Regions from separate parts of the Homo sapiens genome. Here region 2 is linked to region 1. The links are chromatin contacts, found by Hi-C or POLR2A ChIA-PET in ENCODE. All regions are on one chromosome and are shown on one strand. The core of a region is the stretch at or near the end of the contact, and the rest is flanking DNA. Distances in the headings are between cores, read along the strand shown. Region 1 holds the start of BBOF1 (basal body orientation factor 1). Region 2 holds the start of ACYP1 (acylphosphatase 1).

Evidence for each region. Hi-C counts contacts between places; a loop is a spot of excess contacts on that map. ChIA-PET counts read pairs that join two places held with the same protein, here RNA polymerase II (POLR2A). Pooled maps may share reads with other maps.
Region 2: a pooled map shows a loop between it and region 1 (5-fold over the local background). The contact joins the promoter of ACYP1 here to the promoter of BBOF1 in region 1. A Hi-C loop is called at or near these places in 6 of 50 pooled maps. POLR2A ChIA-PET finds 5 or more read pairs at or near these places in 2 of 52 experiments (H1 and WTC11).

Annotation. Positions count from the first base shown.
Region 1 is chr14:74,017,010-74,022,777 of GRCh38, reverse strand. It overlaps BBOF1 (basal body orientation factor 1), which reads right to left and starts at 3,429. Exons shown (of 12, transcript NM_025057.3): 1 at 3,244-3,429. The coding sequence starts at 3,299. It overlaps ENTPD5 (ectonucleoside triphosphate diphosphohydrolase 5 (inactive)), which reads left to right and starts at 3,490. Exons shown (of 16, transcript NM_001249.5): 1 at 3,490-3,528. RefSeq lists enhancers at 678-972, 738-1,032 and silencers at 3,313-3,562, 3,593-3,662, 3,673-3,812, 3,853-3,922, 3,838-4,132.
Region 2 is chr14:75,061,404-75,067,171 of GRCh38, reverse strand. It overlaps ACYP1 (acylphosphatase 1), which reads left to right and starts at 3,148. Exons shown (of 3, transcript NM_001107.5): 1 at 3,148-3,218; 2 at 3,611-3,702. The coding sequence starts at 3,619. RefSeq lists an enhancer at 2,808-2,977.

The DNA.
Region 1 (5,768 bases), core at 2,180-4,679:
TCAAATATTGTTGGAAGAATAAGTTAATAAGAAATACATATTCACATTTGAAAAAAGAAAAAAAAAGAAATACATATTCACTTGTATTCACATAAGATAATTAAGTAAGTGCCTCTTCCTGGAGGAGGGGAGTCCTGGAGCATAACTCGAAAAGACTGGTAAAACAAAGGGAAAAGACAGGATAAGCCAAACTCATTTCAGAAAGCTTTCATATCTTTTTTTTTTCTTTTTGAAACTGGGCCTGGCTGTGTCACCGGGCTGGAGTGCAGTAGCACGATCTCGGCTCCCCAGAACCTCTGCCTCTTGGGCTCAAGCCATCCACCCACCTCAGCCTCCCAAGTGGCTGGGACTACAGGTTCATGCAACTATGCCCAGCTAATTTTTGTACTTTTTGTAGAAATGAGTTTTTGCCATGTTGCCCAGGCTGGTCTTGAACTCCTGGGCTCAAGTGATCCTCCTACCTCAGCCTCCGAAAGTGCTGAGATTACAGGTGTGAGCCACTGCGCTTGGGCAGTTTTTATACCTTTTCATTTACTTATTTGATTCTCCCATATTTATTTTTTTTTTAATAGAGATGGGGTCCCACTATGTTGCCTATGCTGGTCTCCAACTTCTGGGCTCAAGTATCCTCCCACCTTGGCCTCTCAACGTGCTGAGATTACAGGTGTGAACCAGTGCCCTAGCCTGATTCTCCTGTAGTTAAACTATCTTTTCTATTCCTACTCACTCAGTGCTGGACTTTGGTTCTCTCCACTGCAAACCCATTATCTCTGTTCAGTTTCTGCATGATGATACCCATTGGTAGTATAACTGTGATCTCCCACCCACTTTACCCTCCACTTTTGAGTGTGTTTTTTTTTTTTCTGGGGGAGGGACGGAGTCTCACTCTTTCACCCAGGCTGAAGAGCAGTGGCGTGATCTCGGCTCACTGCAAGCTCCGCCTCCCAGGTTCATGCCATTCTCCTGCCTCAGCCTCCCGAGTAGCTGGGACTACAGGAGCCCGCCACCAGGCCCGGCTAATTTTTTGTATTTTCAGTAGAGACGGGGTTTCACCGTGTTAGCCAGGATGGTGTTTTTGTTTTGTTTTGTTTTGGGCTAGGTCTTGGACAAAAAGTCAAGTCACTAGGGCAAATACGTTAAATAGTTTATCAGCTGGTGCCACAGTTCACCGGACTTTTTTTTTTTTTTTGAAACAAGATCTTGCTCTGTCATCCAGGCTGTAGTGCAGTAGCACCATCACAGCTCACTGCAGCCTCAACCTCCCAGGCCCAAACGATCCTCCACCTCAGCCTCCTAAGTAACTGTGACTACAGGCATGAGTTAGCATGCCCAACTAATTTTTAATAAAAATTTTTGTAGAGACAGGGTCTTCCTATGTTGTTCAGGCTGGTCTTGAACTCCTGGGCTCAAGTGATCTTCCCCTGCTCAGCCTCCCAAAGTGCTGGGCATGAGCCACGATGCCCCACCCACCGGGCTTTAAGGATGCCTGAGAAACCATAATCATTTATATAGAGGTGGAGAGGAAAAAGGATGGATTCAAAGATTAAAGTGGTAAAGGAAGAGATTTTTCTAAATATTTATTGTATAAGCATTAACAAAACACTCCCCCTTATATATGGTAGGTACCATGATATATAAATATGTACATATTTAAGAATATTTCACCTGTATTTGAATTCTAAATATTTTCACACATATGTACATGTGGACCTTTCTATACTGCCACCCTCCACATCCACTTTCCTACCTCTGGTTCTCAGTCCTCTTCCACAGAGGTAATGGGTTTGCAGTGGAGAGAACCAAAGTCCCACTTTCACCTTTTGTTCTCTTCAAATTAAGGCCAGCTCCATTCCCAACCCCTCAGCCTGTTATAGCTGTTGATGTCCCTTTCTGGCATGATTTAGGCACTAGTGATACACTGTCTCACTACGACCATCCAGGTATCAGGTCTGAGTGGCTCGAAGTACTTGATGCGACAGGGCATGGTGGCTCACGGCTGTCATCCCAGCACTTTGGGAGGCCGAGGCGGGTGGATCACCTGAAGTCAGGAGTTCGAGACCAGCCTGGCCAACATGGTGAAACCCTGTCTCCACTAAAAATAAAAAAATTAGCTGGGCGTGGTGACGGGTGCCTGTAATCACAGCTACTCGGGAGGCTGAGGCAGGAGAATTGGTTGAACCCAGAAGGCAGAGGTTGCAGTGAGCTGAGATCGTGCCATTGCACTCCGGCTTGGGCAACAAGAGCAAAACTTGGTGTCAAGAAAAAAAAAAAAGTACTTGATGCAAGAAATTAGACACTCTAATAGGACCACTGATACTCACTGTAGAAACAAAGCCAGGTTTCTCAAACAATGGGTCATGGAAAATCCAAGGAATAAGGTCTCTTACCCTTAGTGTTCCTCATTGTTCAAATGTGTACTGTAGAAGCATGGTCAAAATCTGAAAACATATGTTAGTGAGTTCTAGGAATGTGATAAGCCCTTGGCACTTTAAGGGCTAGACTAACTGTGCAGTTATGTAAAAACAAAAAAAAAATACCATAAAAGAATACTTACATTAACAAATGGGAAGAAAAAAGCCACATATAAGTATGTACATTGGGCTATCGTTTTATTAAAAAAGAATACTCCAAAATATAGTAGTGTTTATTTTTGGATAATGAGACTACAGGTGATTTTTGTTTTTTCTTTTGGTACTTCCCATGTTTCCCAAACTTTCTGTATTGAGCATGAATTACTCTCTTAAGTTACTTTACAAACATCTCAAGTTTGGTGCCAACTCTGTGTTCCCATATATGGTGTTGTTGCTGGACACCACGTATGACTCCAACGTGTCCAGAAACCACCGGGGTCCCCCAATAGGGCTAGTAGCAATCTAGCAGCAACTCCAGGCCTGTAAGGGGTTAGTGCTAGAACATTACCCACCTCAGTGGCTCTGATCAGTTTGGGAAAACCTCAATAATTATCCAACTTGGTAAAATACTTTAGGTGTCCCCTTTGAACCAAAAGAGATCTCTGAAAAGGCCCAAGGAACTACTTTATACATCCTCTACACGTTTAAGATAATCTGAACACATAGTAGAGATCTGCCAGACTATGGACATGGGAGCTGTAATCCTCACAAGCCGGGAGAGCCGGGGAGAGGGTCCGAGTGGGCCGGCGCGGGGGGCGCCAGGTTGCCAGCCCCAGACCCGAAATCCCAGGCAGGCCCAGGGAGAGGGGACTCTCGGGTGGCTTCTCCTTACTTCGTGTCTTTGCCTTTGCTCTTGCCTTTCTTTTTGTCCTTTCCCTTCGACGGCATCTTGGCTTCCCCAGGGGCTCCGCTGTCGTAGTTGCCCAGCCGCGGCCGCCCTGGCCAGCTCTGTCTCCAAGGGAACCGGGACGCCGAGCTGGCAATGCCCCACCCGCGCCGCTGACGGCGCGCGGAGAGCGCACGCGCCCGTGACGTAGCCCAGGCGCCGCGGCGCGCGGGGTGGGGCGGAGGTCGCGCCGAGGGCGGCGGGCTGCCGCGCAAGGGTGGCGCGCGCGCGGTGAGTGTGCGAGTGTCGGCGGCGCCGGATCCTCTACGTGGGGCCCGGGCTCTGCGGGCGGGAGGCGGGAGCTGGCAGCCCCAGGCGGTAGCGCTTCGTCCTGCGGCCTGGGTGTGTCAGGAGTCGCTGCGGTCGGGGCGCCCTTGCCTCAGGAGACTTAGATCCCCGCTGATCCGCCCGTCCCGCCGCAGTGGTCTGAGCCGCAGCCCTTTCCCGTGCCGCCCGCGGGTCCCGTTCCTCCCGTGTCTCCATGCCGCAGCCAGCGTGGCCGCGGCTACCTTGCCCTCGCCCCCGCTCCGCTTCTGCCGCTCCCGGCACTGCCTTACTCCTTTGGGTTGCATCTCTTTCCTGGCTTTTCACCCTTGCTGATTCTGTAAGGGATAGTGCAGCCAGCGGACGTCCCAGGCCAAATGTTTTTTGATAGGCAGTCGAGGACTTTCCCGAGGGCGGTGGTTGAGGGCGAGGCTGCCAGCCTCCGAAGAGCAGCGGCACGCCAGGGAGCCGGGCGGGGAGGGGAGTGCTGCCACCGAGGTCGGGAGCAGGGTCCTCGGCCTCACTAGGTCCTGTGTGGCCGATACTTCCTGCCCACGACCGCCCCCCGGATTTCCATTTGCTAATACCGGTCCGCAGCCTTCTTTCCTGAAAGTTGCATAAAGTTGGAAGCTCTTCAACTTGCCTCCCCGACTCCTGAAATCCCGAATACACCTCTGAAAAGGAGTGTACTCACAAGTATTCTCATTTTTCAATGAGAGTCAGTCAGTGAGTCATTAAGGAAGGTACGGTATTCTGAGTGCCAAGCCAATAGTTAGGAGACTTGTGGTTGAAGCTCTGCTCTGTTATACTCCATTTCAAATTAAAAAGTTTATTTTAAATGTGGTTGTAGATCCTTCGTCACCATTTCTCTAGGGAGGACTTAATCCGTACACTCCTTCCCGATGTCTTTGACCTCTAATTACTCCCCTCCGCCTTGTTTCCCACTTGCATAGTTTCTGTTTCTGAATTTCTGTTTCTTCTGAGGGAACATGCCGATTTGGTAATGATAAGCCTTGTAAACTTTTTTTTTTTTTTTTCTGAGAGAGAGTCTTCTGTCACCCAGGCTGGAGTGCAGTGGGGCATCTCGGCTCCCTGCAACCTCCACCTCCTTGGTTCAAGCGATTCTCCTGCCTCAGCCTCCCCAGTAAGTGGGACTACAGGTGCATGCCACCACACCCGGCTAATTTTTGTATTTTTGGTAGAGATGGAGTTTCACCATGCTGGCCAGGCTGGTCTCGAACTCCTGGCCTCAGGTGATCCACCTGCCTCGGCCTCCCAAAGTGTTGAGATTACAGGCGTGGGCCACCGCCCCGGCTGTAAACCTTTTTTTTGAGACAAGAGTTTTGCTCTTGTTGCCTAGGCTGGAGTGCAATGGCGCAATCTCGGCTCACCACAACCTCTGCCTCCCGGGTTCAAGCAATTCTCCTGCCTCAGCCTCCCCAGTAACAGACTATAGGTGCGTGCCACCATGCCAGGCTAATTTTTGTATTTTTGGTAGAGACAGAGTTTCACCATGCTAGCCAGGCTGGTCTTGAACTCCTGGCCTCAGGTGATCCACCCGCCTTGGTCTCCCAAAGTGTTGAGATTTACAGGCATGAGCCACCGCCCCCGGCTGTAAAATTTTTTTTTTTTTTTTTTGAGACAGAGTTTTGCTCTTGTTGCCCAGGCTGGAGTGCAATGGCACGATCTCGGCTCACCGCAACCTCCACCTCCCAGTTCAAGCGATTCTCCTGCCTCAGCCTCCCGAGTAGCTGGGATTACAGGCACACACCACCATCCCTGGCTAATTTTGTATTTTTAGTAGAGACAGGGTTTCTCCATGTTGGTCAGGCTGGCGTAAACCTTATTATACATACCATCTGCCAGCATGATCATGGCTTTTTCTTTTCTTTTTTTTTGAGATGGAGTTTCGCTCTTGTTTCCCAGGCTGGAGTGCAATAGCACGATCTCGGCCCACCGCAGCCTCCACCTCCCAGGTTCAAGCAATTCTCCTGCCTCAGCCTCCCGAGTAGCTGGGAATCCAGGCATGCGCCACCATGCCCGGCTACTTTTGTAATTTTAGTAGACACGGGGTTTCTCCATTTTGGTCAGGCTAGTCTCGAACTTCCAACCTCAGGTGATCCGCCCGCCTCGGCCTACCAAAGTACTGGGATTACAGGCGTGAGCCACCACGCCTGGCCGATCATAGCTTTTTCTGAGTGTATTTC
Region 2 (5,768 bases), core at 1,899-4,398, 1.0 Mb before region 1:
TTCTCTTCTTTAATGATTTCAACCAAATGCTGAAATTTCAGGTTTCACCTGTGTTTAAATGACAGCCAGCTTAGCTTTAGTCTTTCTCATTAGTTACAGACTCAAATTTCAGGACTGCCCATTTGACACCTCCACAAGATTGTTCCTTAGGAACCTCAAATTCTGTAAGACAACATAAACTCTGATCCTCTCCCATTCTCAAATCTGCCTCTCCAGTGTGCCCTTGCATGCTCACAGCATCAGTCTTCCATGCTTCCCTCTTTGTTGCCTCTTCCTTCTAACTAATCACAAGTTTTATTGAGTTTTCTTCCTTTTTTTCTTTGAGACAGTCTTGCTCTGTCATCCAGATGGGGGTGGAGTGGCGCGATCTCAGCTCACTGCAACCTCTGCCTCTCAGGTTCAAGCAATCCTCCTGCCTTGGCCTCCCTAGTAGCTGGAAGTACAGGTGTGCACCACCACGCCCAACTAATTTCTGTATTTTTAGTAGAGATGGGGTTTCATCAGTCTCAAACTCCTGACCTCAGGTGATCCACCTGCCTTAGCCTCCCAAAGTGCTGGGATTACAAACGTGAGCCATCACGCCTGGCCTATTGAGTTTACTTCTGCAATGTCTCTCATATATGACTCTTCCTTTACATTTCTGCTGCCCCAGGTGAGTTTTTCCTCACTTCTCCTTGGGATGGCATAGCCCTCCTAACTTCTGCTCTTGCCTTCAATATCTGCTCTTCAAACCCATCCTTCATGCTGCAGGCAAAATAATCAGTCTAAATATTTCTCCACCCCCCCCCAGCTTTATTAAAATATAATTGACAAGCAAAAATTATATCTATATTTGCAGTGTACAAAGTGATGTTTTGATAATGTATGCATTGTGCAGTGATTAAATCAAGCTAATTACTAAATGCTTCTGATCCTACCATTTCCCTCCCCAGTAGCTTCTTCTTTACCTATAGAATAAAGTTGAAATGCATAATTTAGCATGGCATCTCTACCTCCCAGATTAGGTCCAGCCTACCTTTTCAGTTTTGCCTCCCCTTAATAAGCCACAGAGTTCAACCCAGTGAGTCTCATCCCTGACTGTGTGTTAAGACTACTTGGAAAGCAATATCTAGGGGTGAGGCCTGAGGATTAACATTTTTAAAGCTTCCCCAAAGATCCTGATGCACAAGCAGGGTAGCAAACCCCTGGTCTAGCCACAACTGGCTACTTGTACTTCTTCATCTCCATGGTACTACATTACTCTAAGCTCCACATACTGGGAGCTGGTAGAGCATAGCATTCATGGGGATTGACTCTGGAACCAAATCCCAGCTCCATCACTTACTGGTTGTGTGACCTTGGATTAAATGCTGTTTCCTCCAAGAACTCTTTCCCTGTCTTCCCAATCAGAATTAATTTGTTTGCTCCTTTGTAATATTTTCTGTCCTTGTTATAGCACAGGGCTGGTTCCTGATGAGCTCTCAATGGATTTTCATGGAATTAAATTATCATGCCATATATTTTATTGTCATTATTTGCATGCATTTGTGCCCCTACACTAAATTAAAAACTCTTTGAGGGCAAAGATTTTATATCATTCATCTTTGTATATCCTAGAGTGCCCCATTCGTATTAGACACTCAGTAAGTTTTGAATTCTATAAACTATTTTTTAAATGAATTTTAGAGAAAGAAATACCATTAGCAAGATACTCTATTTAGAGTTATTTTCAAATATTGCCAAGTACAACATTCAATCCAGCTTGTTCACCACCAACCCCCCACCTCTCAGCACTAAGGTTGTATGATTCTCTAGGATATGGATCCTCACTCTAGCGGGGAACTAGCAGAATGATGAATTTCCGTGCCTACTGTCACAAACCCATATCTCATTGTCAAGTCTGCCAACCTGGCATATTCACATAAGGAGTCTTTACGTTATGAAGAGGTGTAATGTATACAGTCAATCCACAGAGGATCAATAAACACCACAGTTTTCCTTCACACACATGAATCATAAGGGTAGCTGGATTCAAATGTTTACACATCAACTCTAATTTTAACCATCTTCATCCACATCCCCCTTGACAATTCCCTGTTCCCAAAATAAATTCGTGTAGTTTGGCCATTTGGCTTAGATTGACTGACTCAACTGTAATTCTGGAGCCATGAGTTATTTTGCTTGTGCTCTTGCTTTATTTGTGTAGTTAGCTGGTTATTTGTTCAAGCATTATTTGACATTTTCTTAGTAAAGGAGACCGGTGAGTAGCTTCCAGAAGCCCAGAAGCAGACATAACCTCCATTGGGACCTCCTGTGCACTTATGCCCCGTAATCCCCTATTCCAGATTGTTATGACCCAAACTTTAAGGAGAACTGAATGAAAAAGGACAGAAAGGTTAAATGTATCCTACTCAACATATTTATGATGTTTATTTTTTTATTTATTAATTTATTTATTTGAGTCAGAGTCTCCCTCTGTTGCCCAGGCTGGAGTGCAGTGGGGCAATCTCGGCTCACTGCAGCCTCCACCTCCCAGGTTCAAGCGATTCTCCTGCCTCAGCCTCCCGAGTAGCTGGGATTACAGGCGCCCGCCACCATGCCCGGCCAATTTTTGTATTTTTGGTAGAAACGGGGTTTCACCATGTTGGCCAGGCTGCTCTCGAACTCCTGACCTCAAGTGATTCGCCCGTGTCGGCCTCCCAAAGTGCTGAGATTACAAGCTATTTATGATGTTTAATGTGTGCTGTTTGTCTCTCACCTCCAGAATTAAGCTCCTCAGGACAGGGATCCTGTTTTGTTCACTGATGTTTGCCTGGTCACCTAGAACAGGTGCCTGGCACACAGTAGCTGTCAGTCAGTATTTAATTGAATGATTGAATGTATCCCCATGTACTTCTTCGTCTATGCCTTTCTCCTCATGAGAAAATGAGAAGAGGGTTGCGCTTGTTGACTGAGATGCGATGAGGGCTAGGTTTGTGGAGGCCCAGCCGAGTTCCTGGACAGATCCCCAACCCAAAGCTTTTGGGTTGCCGGACAACCGCGTCCTGAAATCCCACCTTCTGGGCGGGCCCGGGCCGAGGCGCCGTCTCTGATTGGTCAGCTGGAGGTGATGGGCATGAGCGACAGCGAAGGAGCAGCTACACACTAAACTTCCGGGCGCGGAGGTTTGCGCGCCTTGGTGAGCCGTTGGCGTGGTGGTCCCGGAGTGATCCTGGCAGCCGGTGGGGAAGACAAGGAGGGTGAGCCGCCAGGGGCCCCCAGGGTGTGCTTCTCAGGTCGATTAGCCCTAAAATGTTAGTAGCAGGGGATTCTGGGAGTTAGTAGCAGGGAATTCTGGTAGTGAGGGAGCGGGACCGGGCATGGATGTAAGGAGGTCATCGGTCCTCAGGTTATTTCCCCAGAAGAGGCTTCAGCGGGCAGCTGCGATCCGAAGCTCCCTCTCCCGGCGTCTGGTTCTTCCTTCACACACACCTTATCACATCCACTCACGTTTCCATTTCCAGGACCTTGAAGTCGGGGAGAGGTCGCAATGGTTAAGGATGGACAGGGGTGGGTGTGGCCCTTTCTGACTCAGGCTTGCGGGTCCTGGAATAATAGCCCTTCACTCTTCTGCTTTCCTGGTTTCTGACAGGTTTGAGCATGGCAGAAGGAAACACCCTGATATCAGTGGATTATGAAATTTTTGGGAAGGTGCAAGGGGTGTTTTTCCGTAAGCATACTCAGGTATGTGGCCTGCAGGCTTTGGGGTGGTAACCTAGGTTGTGGGCATAGGAACAAGGGACGTGTTCTTGACAAATGTGAACTAGAAGCCGCTGGCTATTTGGTAGCTGCATGGCAAAGAGGTAGTTTGTAGAGCAATGAGTATGAAAATGCTGTGCAATCGGTAAAACATGGTGTAAATGGAAGATCACCCTGCTGTTATTATTAGTCAGTGGTGCCTGAGCATCTAGATACACATATTAATGAGCTTCTCTCTTCCAAGGGAAATAGAGGGCTTCCCCAGTGCTCGCCGTTGTGGCATCATCAAACCAAGTCAGGTTTCTTATAGAAAGGCTAACATTGATTGAAGAGCTGGCATTTAGATGACCTGATGTCATGTATATAACATATATAAATGCTTCCTCTGCAGCTGCTGCACTTTCTTCAGACCTCTTTCTCCAAGCTTCCCTCAGTTCTCCACTTAATTTCTTTCTATTCTTTTTTGGTTTTGAAAGAACATTTACCTTTTCCAGCTGACGTTTTTCTTATTAAAAACTCTTTATCCATTCCAGAATAGGTGATGGGAACACTGAATGTGGAGCCTGGTATTCTTCCTAGAGCAATAAAGGATTATTTGAGGGGATGGACAAACTGTTGGCAGCCTCTACCTCTGCTTTAATGTGGCTAATCTTCCCTCAACAGGCACACACAAATGCAAGCTCAATTTACCCTCTGCCTTCTGTAGGTATTGGCTATTGCCTTCCCAGTGTGTCGCTAATCCCACAGATAATGAGTTAGGACTGCAAAACTTCTTTTTTTTTTTTTTTTTTTTTTGTATTTTTAGTAGAGACAGGGTTTCACCATCTTGGCCAGGCTGGTCTTGAACTCCTGGCCTCGTGATCCATCCGCCTCAGCCTCCCCAAGTGCTGGGATTACAGGTGTGAGCCACCGCACCCGGCCAGGACTGCAGAACTTCTTAAGTGTCTCATTCCTGGGACTGTGGTACTTAAAATTCAAATTCTAACCTGGAAGGAATCTTTGAAACATGAATGTGAATTGTCAATACCTCTTTCCCTTTTTCTTTTTTTTTTCTGAAGGATGGTGGCACAGTCACAGCTTATTGCAGCCTTAACCTCCCAGGCTCAAATGATCCTCCTTCCTCAGCCTCCCAAGTAGCTGGGACCACAGGTGCATGCCGCCACACCCAGCTTTTTTTTTTTTTTTCTCTTTTAACAGAGAGCTATGTTGCCCAGGCTGGTCTCAAACTCCCAGGCTCAAGTGATCCTTCTGCCTCGGCCTCCCACCAGTGTGCTGGGATTACAGGCATGAGTGACCATACCCAGCCAATACCTCTTTTTCTTTTCTTTTCTTTTTTTTTTTTTTTTTTTTTTTGAGACAGAGTTTCATTCTTTTTGCCCAGGCTGGAGTGCAATGGCACGATCTCAGCTCACCGCAACGTCCGCCTCCCGGGTTCAAGCGTTTCTCCTACTTCAGCTTCCCAAGTAGCTGAGATTACAGGCATGTGCCACCATGCCCCGCTAATTTTGTATTTTTAGTAGAGACAGGGTTTTTCCATGTTGGTCAGGCTGGTCTTGAACTCCCAACCTCAGGTGATCCGCCCACCTTGGCCTCCCAAAGTGTTGGGATTACAGGTGTGAGCCACTGTGCCCGGCCAATACCTCTTTTTCTAATTATTCAAAAATCATTTCTTCCCATCTGACACTCAAATAGGAAATGACTGTTGAAAACAGAATTGCTGAAACTCACAGCAAGAGCTGTGTTCCAGTTAGCTTTGCTACCAGTTATGCAGGTAAGTTCCTGTAAATTAAGGTGATTGAGATAACAGCTTCAAAGATTAGTCAAAGTTGTTGAGGGAAAAGGGTCAGATAGTGGTATGCATAGCCCATCTTTCTCTACCTGCCCCTCTCCCCAGTTTAAAGAGAGAATAACAGAATGCAGAAAAACAAATATTGATTGGAAAACTGCATATAAAATGACATCTATTTTTTCTTAATTAGGCTTGTAGCTTATTCTTTACTATTTATAATCATTTAAATATATATGTTCATTTGAACAGTTGTTTTGCTGCA